3 separate regions of the Homo sapiens genome follow, and all the other regions are linked to region 1. Evidence: read pairs that join two places in POLR2A ChIA-PET (ENCODE). Cell type or tissue: GM12878. All regions are shown on one strand. Links, peaks and the distances in the headings refer to the core of each region. The heading gives the core; the rest is flanking DNA.

Evidence for each region. ChIA-PET counts read pairs that join two places held together with the same protein. Peaks named below come from ENCODE experiments on the same cell type or tissue, not always from the same donor. Only the 100,000 strongest peaks of a DNase experiment are listed, where the experiment ranks them.
Region 2: POLR2A ChIA-PET joins it to region 1 with 8 read pairs; 2 of 35 experiments call an interaction of 5 or more read pairs at or near these places.
Region 3: POLR2A ChIA-PET joins it to region 1 with 5 read pairs; 1 of 35 experiments calls an interaction of 5 or more read pairs at or near these places.

Annotation. Positions count from the first base shown.
Region 1 is chrX:13,695,691-13,700,393 of GRCh38, reverse strand. All of the region lies in intron 1 of RAB9A (RAB9A, member RAS oncogene family), which reads right to left. Among named protein-coding and RNA genes, the nearest start is that of RAB9A, 8.9 kb to the right of the region's middle. In GM12878, for the core only: no CTCF peak of the experiment used is centred there; a DNase peak (open chromatin) is centred at 2,763; H3K4me3 peaks cover 2,104 bases; H3K27ac peaks cover 2,500 bases.
Region 2 is chrX:13,003,855-13,008,557 of GRCh38, reverse strand. No RefSeq gene overlaps it. Among named protein-coding and RNA genes, the nearest start is that of TMSB4X, 31 kb to the right of the region's middle. RefSeq lists enhancers at 2,407-2,456, 3,790-3,849 and a silencer at 4,300-4,349. In GM12878, for the core only: no CTCF peak of the experiment used is centred there; DNase peaks (open chromatin) are centred at 2,283 and 2,767; H3K4me3 peaks cover 354 bases; H3K27ac peaks cover 2,500 bases.
Region 3 is chrX:15,200,276-15,204,978 of GRCh38, reverse strand. No RefSeq gene overlaps it. Among named protein-coding and RNA genes, the nearest start is that of ASB9, 67 kb to the left of the region's middle. In GM12878, for the core only: no CTCF peak of the experiment used is centred there; a DNase peak (open chromatin) is centred at 2,048; H3K27ac peaks cover 606 bases.

The DNA of each region.
Region 1 (4,703 bases), core at 1,237-3,736:
AATTGTTCATGAATAGTTTATCAGTAGTACCCTTTTCTCTGGCCTTCTCCAACCCCTTGCTGGCTTCCAAAGCCACATCCTACAATAAACCAAGGGGAAGAATAGAAAGCCTCAAGGTCCAAGCATCAAGAATTTAAATCTGCTGGCCACGCACGGTGGCTCATGCCTGTAATCCCAGCACTTTGGGAAGCCGAGATGGGCAGATCACTTGAGCCCAAGAGTTCAGGAACCAGCCTGGGCAACATGGTGAAACCCCATCTCTACAAAAAATACACAAATTAGCCAGGTGTGGTGGTGCCTGCTTGTAGTTCCAGCTACTTGGGAGGCTGAGGCAGGAGGATTGTTGGAGAGGCAGAGGTTGCAGTGAGCCGAGATTGTGCCATTGCACTCCAGCCTGGGTGACAGAGTGAGACTCTGTCTCCAAAAAAAAAGAATATAAATCTCTAATATGACTGTGTATGTGACTGAAGTTAGACTTTTTTTATTGGTCCTGGATCTAATTGTCTCCATTCTGACAGATAACTAAATTCATTTATTTATTATTTTTATTATACAGGATTTTGAGCATGGCATTCAAAGAGCTATTCAATGTCAGTTACAAGCCTGTCCCAATTATATCCCTACTACTCACCATCCCCGCACCTATCACTGGCATTTTCTGTCCATATCTTTGCTCGGGCTGTTACTTTGGCCTGGGAGGCCCCTCCCTACTTCGACAGCTATGACAATCTTAGTCATCAGAAGCCTAGTCCAGATTACCTCATGTAGGAAGCCAGGACCGCCCCAGCAACCTAATCTTTCTCTTTTCTTTGCTCTCATCATTTCCACCTCTTTACAGCTCTCATTTACTTATGCTCTAATCACCTTCAGTTGTGTATGTGTCTGTTTCCTAATTACAATGTCAACTCCCTGGGAGGGACACACAACACCTAATTGCATCCATTCACTTGTCCCTTTTTTGTTCTGCCACTTCTCGTACAATGCTCTACATTTGGTGAGGTGCAAATAAATGCTACATTGAGAACGAAGAGTATATTACTTCCTCTTTTATTCTTGTTATTCTATTATTATTCTATTTGTGCTTTCTGTACCTAAAATTCTTTGTTTCTCTATCAGTTCTCCCCGCATTCTATTTTTGAGGTCTATTAAAATGTGTGGGTAGGAACAAAAACATTGATTCTTACTTGCAATCCCAATGAGAATCCCACTTTAAAATAAGTACTATTGACTGACTGCGACAGGGAGCTGGCAAATGCTGAAAAACGACTACATTCCTTAATAAGCTGCCAAAGGGAGAGCAGGCATCATTTGTAAACTGCCTTCTCAAAACTTGAGATTTTAAAACACATACTCTGTAACCCCTCCAAAAACTTAAAATGAATTTATCACTCCTGGTTTAAATTTAGGAACAGATTTTTTTTTTTTTTTTGGTCAAATTCACAAGTTCCTTTGGATTCACCCTGAATGTCCTACTTAGAGGTGTACTTACCACTTCATTTCACTTCATAGCTTGAGGAAATGAGGTTCAAAGAAAACCAGGGAAACAAAAGCATGGATAATCTGAAAATTATTTCTATTTTTGCTGGAGCTGTATTTATTTCCTCATAGCTTAATTTAGGCGTGTCTCACTTAACAGCCTAATTGGTTCCACTGTTTGTTTCTAAAAACTTCCTGATTGTCTTACAGAAATTTATGAGCAAGAAGCAAGTCAAGGAAAGTCATTATGTCTAATGGGTACCAGCTCTACAGCAAGAAATTACCAAGAAAAATAAATAAAGAATTAAGAAAAATACTGTCAGAAAATACCATACTTAGTGTGCAGGAAGAAGCAAAAGAAAGAAAAGGAAATACCATAGGAATAGGCCAACTTGGAGGCAAGACCTGCCAAGGTGAAATAAATTATCTAGTCCTATCTAGTTAATCACTGAGCATTACCTCAAGAACAGGAGGCAGCTAGAGGAGAAAAACTGTATTATCAAACCATACTATCGCTATGTCAGAGCACCTCCCCTATTGAAAGAACTTATTTCAATTAAGTAACTTTTTTTGAAGCTGAATCAGCTAACTTAACTTTTAAGAAATATGTTAACATTTTTCTTAAAACAAGGCACCTCTGTAGGTATGTTAACTAATCACTAACAGTGGTGGGGGGAGTGGGAAAGGAGGAAGTGAGAAGGGCCAAAAAAAAAAAAAAAAAAAAAAAGAAAAAAAAGAAAAAGAAGACTTAGTTAAGGAACTAAATCTTAAACCATCATGAAACTATATAGTGCAGCAAAATCCAACAGACCCTTCTGCAATGACGACAATGTTCTATAATCTGCACTGTCCAATATGGTAGCCACTAATCACATGTGGCTACTGAGCACTGGAAAGTAGCTGGTCTAACTGAAGAACTGAATTTTTCATTTAATTTTAACTAGTTTAAATTGCTACATGAGGCTAGTGGGAACTGTGTTGGACAGTGCAGGCCTAGAGTGTGGTTAATTGGGAGTCCATGAAATGAGCTTCAGGGAGAAAATACACTCCCTAGAATCACATGTGAAATAAGGATGAGAGCATTGGTGGAAGCTTGTGTGCTTGCGCTTTTTTTCTGGAAAGAACAAAAAATGTTTCATCAGATCTTAAGGAGTTTGGACACCAAGAACTGATTGCTACATGCCTGCATCATTTGTATGTTATGTGTGATCCATTTCTGTAGCTCATAACACCCTTCAAGAGTTTCTGTCTTTAGCAGAATTTCCTCTTTTTCTCCCTCACCCATGAGACTTTTATGAATATCACACTTTGACCATAAACTGTGATAGTTCAGTGAACAGCCTTACTCATGGGAAACTGCTAGTCCTGAGAAGTGAGAATAATTTTTTTTTGTTTTGCTTAAGTTTTAAGAACCAAGCATAAATCTACCTGCGATGACACTTACCTGTAAAAGGTACTTACAATACTTTTTGACAATAGAGTGCACTTTGGAAGACAGAATTAAAATGCAAAGACATAGATAAAAGTCACAAGATGAGAACATGGGGAATTAAAGGTAGATATTTCAGGAAGAAAAACAAATTATGAAAGGAATGAATTTGAACATATATGTCAGAAAAATATATTAAAGCAGCAAAACACAAATCAAAAATGATCTGCAACGTTCTGCTATCACCTAAAGAAACATTGGTTCTGAGGCCTCCCTTCCAGTTCGATAAGAAACCAAATGTCTTTAATTTACAGCAGACAAAGCTAGGGGTTGGGGAACTATACAAACTCACTGAGTGAGGGGCTCCACAAGGCATGGAGCCACAGCAAAAGGAAACTTCTCGACTGTTAGAGAAGTTAATTACAAGGAGTGAGGATTTCCTAAGAAGATATATTTAAAGAGGGGCAGCTATGTCCGGTATATAGGACTCGACTAGACTAGAGGCTCCCAAATACCACTCTGCAGGGAAGTTGTCACCAGCTCAACACTGCAGGCAGCTCTTCATCAAGTTCAGTTTATCCAATGTAACTGTCACTTTGTCAATGATCCCCCCAGGTCTGCCCCTATCGAAGTGTTGAAACTGACTTTTCTCACAAAAAGCTTTCCAAGCCCAACCTCACTCTGCCCATCACTACCCATTTCTCAATGTGCCTGCAAACCTGATTAACTCTCTGCTCAGTTTATAGGACACCAGGGCTCCCACCCCATCCTTTCCCCCTGATTGTCAGCAAAAGTCACCAAAGACCTCCTAATGGCCAATCCAATGGCTTTTTCTCAGTCCTCATCTGAATGCCCTACGGCACATACAACCCTAAGGTGAATACAGGGAAAAGTTCTTCTCTCAGGACTTCATTGTGTATGTTTCTAGAAAACACCTGCAAGTTTGACCAGCATCTCCACCTGAGGCCCAGCTAGTATATAGTGAATTCTCTCAGGTGTAGCCATCTGTCTGAATGTGCATGAACTAAAATCTTGGAAGGGTACCCAAGTCTTTTTTCTTTTTTTAAAAGACAGAGTCTTTCTCTACCACCCAGGCTGGAGGGCAGTGGCATGATCATAGCTCACTGCAGCCTCAAACTCCCGGGCTCAAGTGATCCTCCCATTTCAGCCTCCAGAGTAGCTGGGACTACAGGTGCATACCACCAAGACTGGCTAATTTTTTTTTTAATTTTTTTTTTTTTTTTGTAATGACAAGGTTTCACCATCTTGCCCAGGCTGGTCTTGAACTCCTGGGCTCAAGCAAGCCTCCCTCCTTGGCCTCCCAAAGTGCTAGGATTACAGGTGTGAGCCACCGTGCCTGGCCTCAAGTGTTTTTTAAAAACAAATAAGGAAACAGGTCTAACTGGGAAAGTGTCTTACACAGGATCACACATCTAGCTAGAGGCACAGGGGAGACCTTCAAGTCTGAGCCAGGACTTACCACCCATTACTGCTTCTATCAGGTCCAAACAGCCTGGCAGTAATCCTCTTGAAAATGTTTCCTAATTGTCCATAAAACCACTCTGATAATAGGTTCTGCTTTCTCTCCTCCTTGGCCCCTTAGCTTTCTTCAACATAGACAGCTCCCTTTCCTGACAAGCTCTTCATGAAGCTATTTCACGAGACTGAAACCCTTACCTGTTTCCAGATGGTATCTCCCTGGGCTATAAAAACCAGTGATTCCTAAAGTCTACATCCGCATGTCTGAGCCAGACAAGAATTTGCAACCCCTTGTATAGTATGTTCATCTGGTACCCTG
Region 2 (4,703 bases), core at 1,208-3,707, 690 kb after region 1:
GTTCTGGCAAACTGGTAAGTATGTGCAAATGTAAACAGCAAGAGAAGGGAGGTTTTCCCTGGAGCATCTCTGCTGTCTACGAACTGGCTCTGCAATCTGCCCCCACTCATTCACAACCCTCCTTCCTTGAAGATGGCTCAAGCAGAGGCTTTAAACAGTGGACAGTGACAGCCCCTTATAGAGGAAAAGCCCCTGCATGCCACATGCTATTTGCTATTTTTATTTCACAGCCAAGGATGAAACCTTTCATTTGCAGACACAGACCGAGTCACCCCTGTGGCCAAGATTAATATGCAAACATCTCAGTTTGCAGTCTGGTGGGGAAGGAGAAGCTTCCTCAATTACTTATGCAGCAGTAACCCTTGTCCACTTCTCACCTCCCAGAGTTTCAGGCACAGGTACCCCTTTTCTCTTGCATATGTCATGTAGTCTCAACTGTGTCTTCAATCTAGGAACTTTACCCAGCCCTGGCAAGCTGTACTAAACCCTAGTCTGAGACATCTGGCTTTTGCCCAGATAATTACATGCCTAACATTGTAATTCAGGTTTGGCACTGCTATTTCATAATGTTTTCTTTTTCTAAGCTGGAGCCTTCCAAGGGAGGAGAGTAGGACAATGGAGAAATGAAGACAGAAAAATGCAAGCATTAACCCTGAGGTTTCTTTCTCAGTTGCATTCAGCAAACTAGCAGAGGTACCTAGACTTTCAATACCCAAAATGTGGTCTGTGAACTGGCAACCCCAGGATCACCTGGGAGCTTATTAGAGTCTCAGGTCCCACCTAGACCTCTTGAATCAGAATCCGCACTTTAACAAGATTCCCAGGTGACTCATGTACATATTAAAGTTGGAGATGCATCCTGAATTTGTCACATCAGTGTGAAAGGTGCTGAGCACAGGGCAGATGCTCATGAACTGACCACACAGTGGGGAGTCAACTCTAGGTGAATTCCATGCCACCCCTTTCTAAATGTTAGTGACTATTACTGCTGCCACAAGCTGATATGCGAATGGTGTTGGACAATTCATTTTGTACTCATAAGAAAATCAGTATCAATTGATTGCAAGGGGAAAAAATGCTAGACTTCAAATTCCTACTGCAGCAACCCATTTCCAAGTGCGGGTGTCGAGATGGGAGAAAAGAGGGCTTGTCTTGGGTCAGGAGAGCTGGGTTTCATTCCCAGTGGGTGCCTAGCCAGCTGGGAGACCCTGGGCAGTCATGTCTTCCTTTAGTGCCTCAGTTTCTTCATCTGCACAGAGGGAGAATGGAAACTAGACTTAATGGTATTTACAATCATGACCTACAACATAGCATGGACCCTCCACCCTCCCATTTCTTCTCTAATCCTTTTATCCTATTTCACTTTTCTCTAAAATGCTTAGCAATACACTTGCCACATTATATATTTATTTGTTTTTTTGCACTAAAATGCAAGCTTCATGAGCCACTGCATCCAGCCTGATAATGTTTTTAAATTTGCTGTATGCATCACATCCCCTTTCCTTGTTTATCATTCTCTGAGAAACAAATGTTCTCCAGGGGTTCCGTATTTTAAAAGGAAACTAATTTTTCCTCATCCCTCAAAAAATTCGAGGAAAGCTGGGAGAAGGCATTCATAGGCAGATAAGTAACAACTTATTTCCAAAAACTAGATGCAAAGGCTGCAGGCCTACAAAATGTTGTCTTTTATAGACTCCTCACTTTTATAAGATGCAAAAAAAAAAAAAATCAGAGGAATAGCTTGTAACAAATGGTTACAACTATGGAAATACAGGAATGGCCAAAAAAAGGCAAAATTCCACTATAATAGTGTCATGTGCTTTTCCTCATTGGTTCCTCCTATTTAAACCCTTAGCATGTCTCTCCATCTTCTCTTACCCTCTCAAGCTACATTTCAGATGGCCCCAACTCCCTGATTTGTTTTCACATATCATTTAAGGGCTAGCAGGGCAAAACCTTCTGAAAAGTCATGCAGATGATCATTTGCCTGGCACGCTTTTTTTTAAGTCAGGACTCAAATGAATTGAAAAGTTGCAAACATATTATTTGCAGGCAATGTGCTCAGACCCCCTTGCCTCGATAGTGGGCTGCATGAAGCAGTGGTGGTGCACCATCATCCACCATTTCTGGTGCCAAGTTTTGTCTCGTGTCCAGCTGAAATGTTAGTCATCTTATAGAGCTGCTTGGAAGATGCTATTACATGTAAGTCCCAGCAGTTTTTTCCTCTCAGTACTAGCTTTTTGTGAACGTCATGAGACTGGGAGAAAATCTCTCTGCCAACAAGTGCTCAGTAAAAACCTCCATCCCAGAAATTACCCTGATATATGCAAGTGTGGCAGCGTGAGAGGCAAGTGGGTTGGCAAAGGGCCACGTGGATTCACATGCCACTACCTTCTATTTCCCTTTGTTCAGCTGTGCTGTTCGCACAGGGTGGTGGGTTCTCTCTCTCTTTTTCTTTTTTCTCCTTACTCTTAGCTTTTCTTTCTCTCTCTTTCTTTCTTTTCTTTCTTTCTTTCTTTCTTTCTCTCTCTCTCTCTCTCTCCCTCTTTCTTTCTTTCTTTTTTTTGGCAGTTGAGCTTTGAGCAGTGATGCGTTTTGTTTCAAAAGAGAATCACCAACAGAAAGGGATTGCTCATTGCTCATCTAACTTCAGGGCTCTCTTCTTGTAGAATGCTTCTGCCCACTCACTGTTTCATATGAGAAAGCATTTAAATTCAAAACTCACAAAGTCAGAACTGAAAGTATGTGGGTTTCAGTTCTCCTTATCCGTTTTCCCTTCTTTAAAAACTAAGGAGCCCTATTTGGAGATGTGCGTGCCTGCCAGGAATGAGGTGTGGGGCTCTAGGGTGCTGCGCTGGAACCCATGATGACATGGTTGGCCTATTCATCATAGACCTTTAGAAATGGAAAGAACCAGAAAAGGGCCTGGAAAGAACCTAATTCAATTATTAGGAAGAACCGAATTCATTACTTTTAATGGCAAAAACTGCAATTACTTTTGCCCCAATTTAATACATCATTTTACAAATGAGAAAATCAAAGCCAGAGAGAATGACCTGTCCAAAGTCACATGGCTAATTAGACCCTGTATCACATGTAGACCCTTGTATCTTGGCTGCATTTGGGTGTAGTTGCCAATGTATGTTTGAACTTGGATCTACAACTCCTCAGCAAAGTCAGAGAATCATGCAATTAAAAAAAAAAATGGAGCTAACAGCAAGTCCCAGCATCTCCCCTTAGTTTTGAAGAAGGCAGCATAAACCAGGATCTAGACCCAAAGCAGAGGTCTTGGTAGTTTTTACATGAAGAAACTCATGTGATTCCCAACCAATTCTATGCAACCACAGTTAAAGTGATTTATCTTCAACATCTGGCAACCTAAAGAACTGAAGTAGAGATGACGTTGGGAAGCTGAGTTCCAGGAACATTTTTGTCATGGAGGTAAGGTTCCTGGGTCATCATGAATTAGATGAAAAAGCTCCTTATAACTGGCCACAAAGAAGGCATCAATGACTTTACTAGGTGAAAATGTGGACTAGTGTTTGGATTTTCAAAACAAGCTGATATCAGCCACATGTAAGACCAAAGCAATAGTCACAAAGAAATCCAAAGGACAGCCTCTGGGCTGAGAATTAATAGATCCTTTTCAACAATTTTTACGATAACTTGTTGACAAGATGATTGTATAGACTATGATGAAAAGACATGAGAAAAAACAATTTGCAAGTAAGACTGAAGTACAGGTGGAAAAGGTGGTTAATGGGGTCATCTTTTTGCCCCTGGCCCTTCTAGCAGCCAATGGGTCAGGGCTGGACCCTTTATCCATCCAATCAAGAGGCCATAATGTTCCTCTCTGGAGCAGCAGAGAACTGAAAGATGCTACCAAAGTGTGAAAAGAGAAAGCAAAGCAAACTTCAAAGGACAAAGTCTGCAAAGATTGAAACTGTCAGTCTATGAATATGTGGCCCGATTCTTACTAGATGGACGTCAGAGGCCCTTCACTTTATACTAAAATATATTTAAAATATTGCAGCTGGGCGTGATAGCTCATGCCTGTAATCCCAGCACTTTGGGAGGCCGAGGTCGGTGGATCACGAGGTCAGGGGTTCAAGACCAGCCTGACCAACATGGTGAAACCCTGTCTCTACTAAAAATACAAAAATTAGCTGGGCGTGGTGGCGGGCGCCTGCAATCCCAGCTACTCAGGAGGCTGAGGCAGGAGAATTGCTTGAACTTGGGAGGCGGAGTTTGCAGTGAGCTGAGATCGCGCCACTGCACTCCAGCCTGGGTGACAGAGCGAGACTCCGTCGCAAAAAAAAAAAAAAAAAAAAAAAAAAAATTATTGCAACAGCCTGCGGCTGGGCGTGGTGGCTCAAGCCTGTAATCCCAGCACTTTGGGAGGCTGAGTCGGGTGGATCACAAGGTCAGGAGTTCAAGACCAGCCTGGCCAGCATGGTGAAACCCCGTCTCTACTAAAAATACAAAAACTTAGTCGGGCATAGTGGCACATACCTGTAGTCCCAGCTACTCGGGAGGCTGAGGCAGGAGAATTGCTTGAACCCAGCAGGCAGAGGTTGTGGTGAGCCAAGATCGCGCCACTGCACTCCAGCCTGGGCAATAGAGCGAGACTCCGTCTCAAAAAAAAAAAAAAAAAAATTGCAGCACCCAAATATTTGGTTGAAAGGTCAGTGCAGTGTTTCCTC
Region 3 (4,703 bases), core at 907-3,406, 1.5 Mb before region 1:
GGGAAAGGAGAGAACAGAATTCAATGGAGAGGGAGTGCATTAAGATTGGTGAGAAAGGCAGGGATTAGAAGACAGTCTTATAGACTGTACAGCAGATTTGAAAATGTATCCTAATAGTAATGGAAAGCTATGGAAGAGAGTTTAGCTTGGGAGTGGCATGATCTAATTTACTTTTTTGAAAGATCTCTTTGTTTGCAGAGTTGTTATTATAATTAGGGATAGAATTTGGGAGAAATGAGTCCTAGCATTTTTCCATCTTTGTCAGGGTGCCATACAATACAAATTGACCCTCTCATTTGTTCCATTAAAATCAATGACTTTGTTTAGGCAAAGTGGCTCCTGGATATCATCCCAGAGAGGGGTTGAAGGGTTCTTCATAATGAAAATAAGAGAGTAGCCAAGAGGATTGATTTTGGAGTGAGCCAACAGTCCTTGGTGACACCAGGCCAAGCAAAGGAGGGCCATTAGACTGGGTTTAGAAAGCTATCGCTGTCAGTAACTGAGAGGATGCCATTTTCTTCCAAGTGTAACTCATTGTGAAAATGAGGTGGATAAGAATAAAGGGTATCTTTCTGTATGAGAACTGAAAAGACATAACCCTTTCCAGCGTAGCCTCTTTCTGATTATTCAGATTTAGATTTCATCTGGAGGCGTAGTTTTTGCTATGTCATATGTCAGAATATTAGATTCTCTCATTTAGAAACTCAAGAGGGCTGATATGACATATCCTTTCACAGGAAAACAAAATCAAGCCGAAAGTGAGATCAGATGACACTAACTCTTAGAAACTTGAAATTCTGAGAACAGGAAATGAAATTACAAGAAGAAAATTGGCTTGTTTATTTAGGTTGGCTTGTTTGTTTTTTAAAATAAAGAATTTTAGAAACAGTCAAAAATGGGCTGTGGATTGCTGATTTTGCTGGTTACTTTAGGTTTGGGGCCTGATTTGCCTTTATAACCTGATAGTATCCATGCCTTTATTTCCAGAATGAATAACTTATGATGGGAACTTTAGTTGCACTGAAGTTGTCTGCAGGCTAAAATGTTACATAATTGTTAGGAGAGCACATTTTAGGACATTGAACTGTGCAAAAGCGTAAACTGTGTTAAAGGTTGACAGAGGTTGTAAGAGCTTCTCAAGTAGAGAACCTGTTGACATTTTGGGCTGGATAATTCTTTGTTCTGTGAGGGGTTGTCCTGTGCATTGTTAGATGTTTAGCAGCAACTTGGGCCTATACCGACTACATGCCAATAACACCCTCCACACATGAACAACAGTAACTGTCAAAAATGCCACCAGATAATGTTAATGTTCACTGGGGTGCCAAATTACCCCACGTTGTGAACTATTGGACTAAATACTATAGAAACAGTTTGTGAAATGACTGTTGGGCAGATTTTAACCAGTTATTACTTTTCTTGACTATGCCCAAGTAGAAGATAGGCTGTTTATACATAGGTACAGAGCTCCACCCCAGCACAAGGGAAGACTTCTGAATATGTTATCCTATGGTTTTCATCATTGCTGAAGCTACGAGTGAATACTTGGGTGAAATGTCAAAGGTATTTGTTGAGTTTTAGAAAATCTTTTACTGGTCCCTGATGAGGGTGAAAGAATTTAAAAGATGTAGTGTGTGTGTGTGTGTGTGTGTGTGTGTGTGTGTGTGTAGATAGAGAGACTCAAGATCTATTTTTAGAAAAGCATGAGAAAAACTCTAAATTCAATGTATTATATGCATTTTATGCACGTGACAGAATATAAAAAACTAAATATCCATTGAAAAAATCCTCATTAAAGTAGAGTTTGCTTTTTCTATTTACCTTTAGATATTAGGGCAGGGAATGAGAAATGCTGTGGCTTACCAGAATGAAAGGCTGCTGGATGAGGTCATGTGTGATTATGTTTAAGAACATGCAGAAAGGGCCAAATAAAACTGGTGACCACAAACAAGTGGTAAAGGAAATTGAGAGGGTGGATTTAGAAATTACTTTCATTCAGAGAATTACTGGGATATGAAATGAGAAACTTGGCTTCCTAGAGAAATAGCTGAAGTCACCAAGTGTCAAGTAATTTGAAATAGTGAGGGATGACTCATAGCGTGTCTTTGTAGAGTTTGCCTAGCCTGAAATACTGATGGGAAGATTATTCCAAGGAAATTAATAAGATAAATCTAAATGTTAGCAAATTACCAAAGAGAGCTAAAGATGAAAATGGAGAATACAAATAATCCATTGTTTAAACAAGAATGAAACACCTATCTGCAAATAATCTTCCTGTATCTAGAAGTGATGCATAGTGGTTAAGGGCGTGAGCTCTTGAAACAGACTGCTTATGGTAGGATCCCAGCTCCATCACTTATTAGCTGTGTAGGCTTCAGCACACTATTTAATTTCTCTGCTTCAGTGTCCTCATTTATAAAATTGGAAGAATAATAACAGTATCTACCTTACAGGGTTGTTGTGTGGATTAAATAAGTTAAAATGCAAAGCAGTTAAAGCTTTTTTTCTTTTTAGAAAATATTAGTTTTAATTAATTCTACTGAGTAAATTTTAGCTATTATTATTAATTGAAAGCTCAAGGGAATATGATTTGCTTATAGTCATAGATATAGTTAGATACAAATTTAGGACCTGGGCTTTCACTTCACATCATTTTCTCTTATGTCAAGAAGCTGTTCCCATCCATATAATGTATCTGTGCATGCGTGTTTTTCATCTCTCTCTGTGTGTATGTGTGTGTGTGTGTGTGTGTGTGTGTGTGTGTAGATTGGCAGAGATAAGAGCTAGACATAAAGGCATAATAGTACAACACAATTATGTATTCTTTTGTATCAGTTTTATAGCACTATCATATATGAGTCTCAAACCAATTTTATGGTGTAAGGTAAAAATAAATTCTCATTTTATAGACACAGGAACAGAGGTTCAGTAGAAAAGTTAAGCAATTTACCCCAGATATCAGAGCCTATGAGTAGAAAAAATGGAATTAAAAACTGGGGATTCTGACTCCCATTCTGTGCTTCTACCCATGGTTAAAGCTGAATGCAGGAGACATGACAGTAGAAGGGTAACTGGGGTTCCTGGAAGCACATTGGCCTGAAGTCCTGCAGGCAAGTGCTGTCGGGAAGGGACAGCATCTGTCTAAGTCCTTTCTCTTCTTTCTTCTGTAGAGAGCTCTTGAATCCATTCATTTAACCTCAACCCTCTACCCCACCCGCCATAATGTCTCACCTGGTTTCCCACCTTCTGACTGGTCAATCCACTTGCTGCCATAATGATGATTCTAAGGACCAAATCTGATCAGGTCACTCTTGTCCACACTTCCACCCTCATCCCTTCAGGGACTCTCCATCCCCTTTAGACCAAGCAGCCTCCTCCAGGGCAATTACAGCCCTTCAAATCTGGCCTGTGCTCCCTTATCAAGACTCACCTATTCCCACTACCCCTATGGTCCCTCCATGGTGAACTATTATTTCAATCTTCTCTAATGCATCGTAGTCTCTTTTCTTCCTGCCCTCTACATGTAGCTCTCTTGAAGCATTAAACACTTTGTATCTTAACTATCTCTGTGGGCTTTGAAAAATGGATAGTGTCATCAGGCAATGAAACTTGGGCAGAAGACCTTGGCAAAATCAGTCATTATTAATATTTAACAGATATTAACATTATTGCTCTGAGTAGATGCTATAAATTGGCCTTGTGAGAGTTATAGCTTCTGCCAGTTCAATACATTTAAATTCTAACTCTGGAGCCAACATTTTCTAAAGTCTCCTCCACACTTTGTAAATTGGAAAACCAAGCAACTCTCTGCAGAGATTCTGCTTTTCCACCACTCCCTCACCTCCTCCCCAACATAAGAGCCTCTCTGATCCTCAGAGAAGGCACATCTGGCTCTATTTGCAGTCTGGGCTCCCTTCCCTCAACGGGCTTGTGCATGCAGCTAAACTGAACAGTCTGGGATCCATGTCTTTCCATGGGCTTTCTTCCCTCATTCTCAGGAGTGGAAAACTAGAGGAGCTGGAACTTCAGGCTTCGTCCATAAGCCAAGGCTGGTGACTCTTCCCAGCTCTCTTCTAGTTCTCAATTGCTTCTAGGAATGCTCAAGATAACTCACAATGTCTCACCCTGTCACTCTAACTGGGGCTCTGCCTCCCTTACTCCTCAGGGGTGATTCATATTTTTGAGATTTATAGAAATGGCAAGAGTTTGTGAGCAGTGCATGGCTTATCTGGATACATTTTACAATAATAAAATGTTAGATCAGCTTGACCAAAAAACTGGAAGATTTATCTTAACATCTGATATGGTTTGGCTGTGTCCCCACCTAAATTTCATCTTGAATTGTAGCTCCCATAATCCCCACGTGTCATGGCAGGGATCCAGTGGGAGGTAATTGAATCATGGGGGGCAAGGTTTTTCCATTCTGTTCTTGTGATATTGAATAAGTCTCATAAGATCTTGATCACTTTTCCCTTCCACAAGATATCACACTGCTCCATTACATTGATGACATTATGCTGATTGGATCCAGTAAGCGAGAAGTAGCAAACACACTGGACTTATTGGTGAGGCACTTGTGTTCCAGGGGATGGGAAATAAATCTGACAAAATTCAGGGACCTTTCACATTGGTAAAATTTCTAGGGGTCCAGTGGTGTGGGGCCTGTCGAGATATTCCTTCTAAGGTGAAGGATAGGTTGCTGC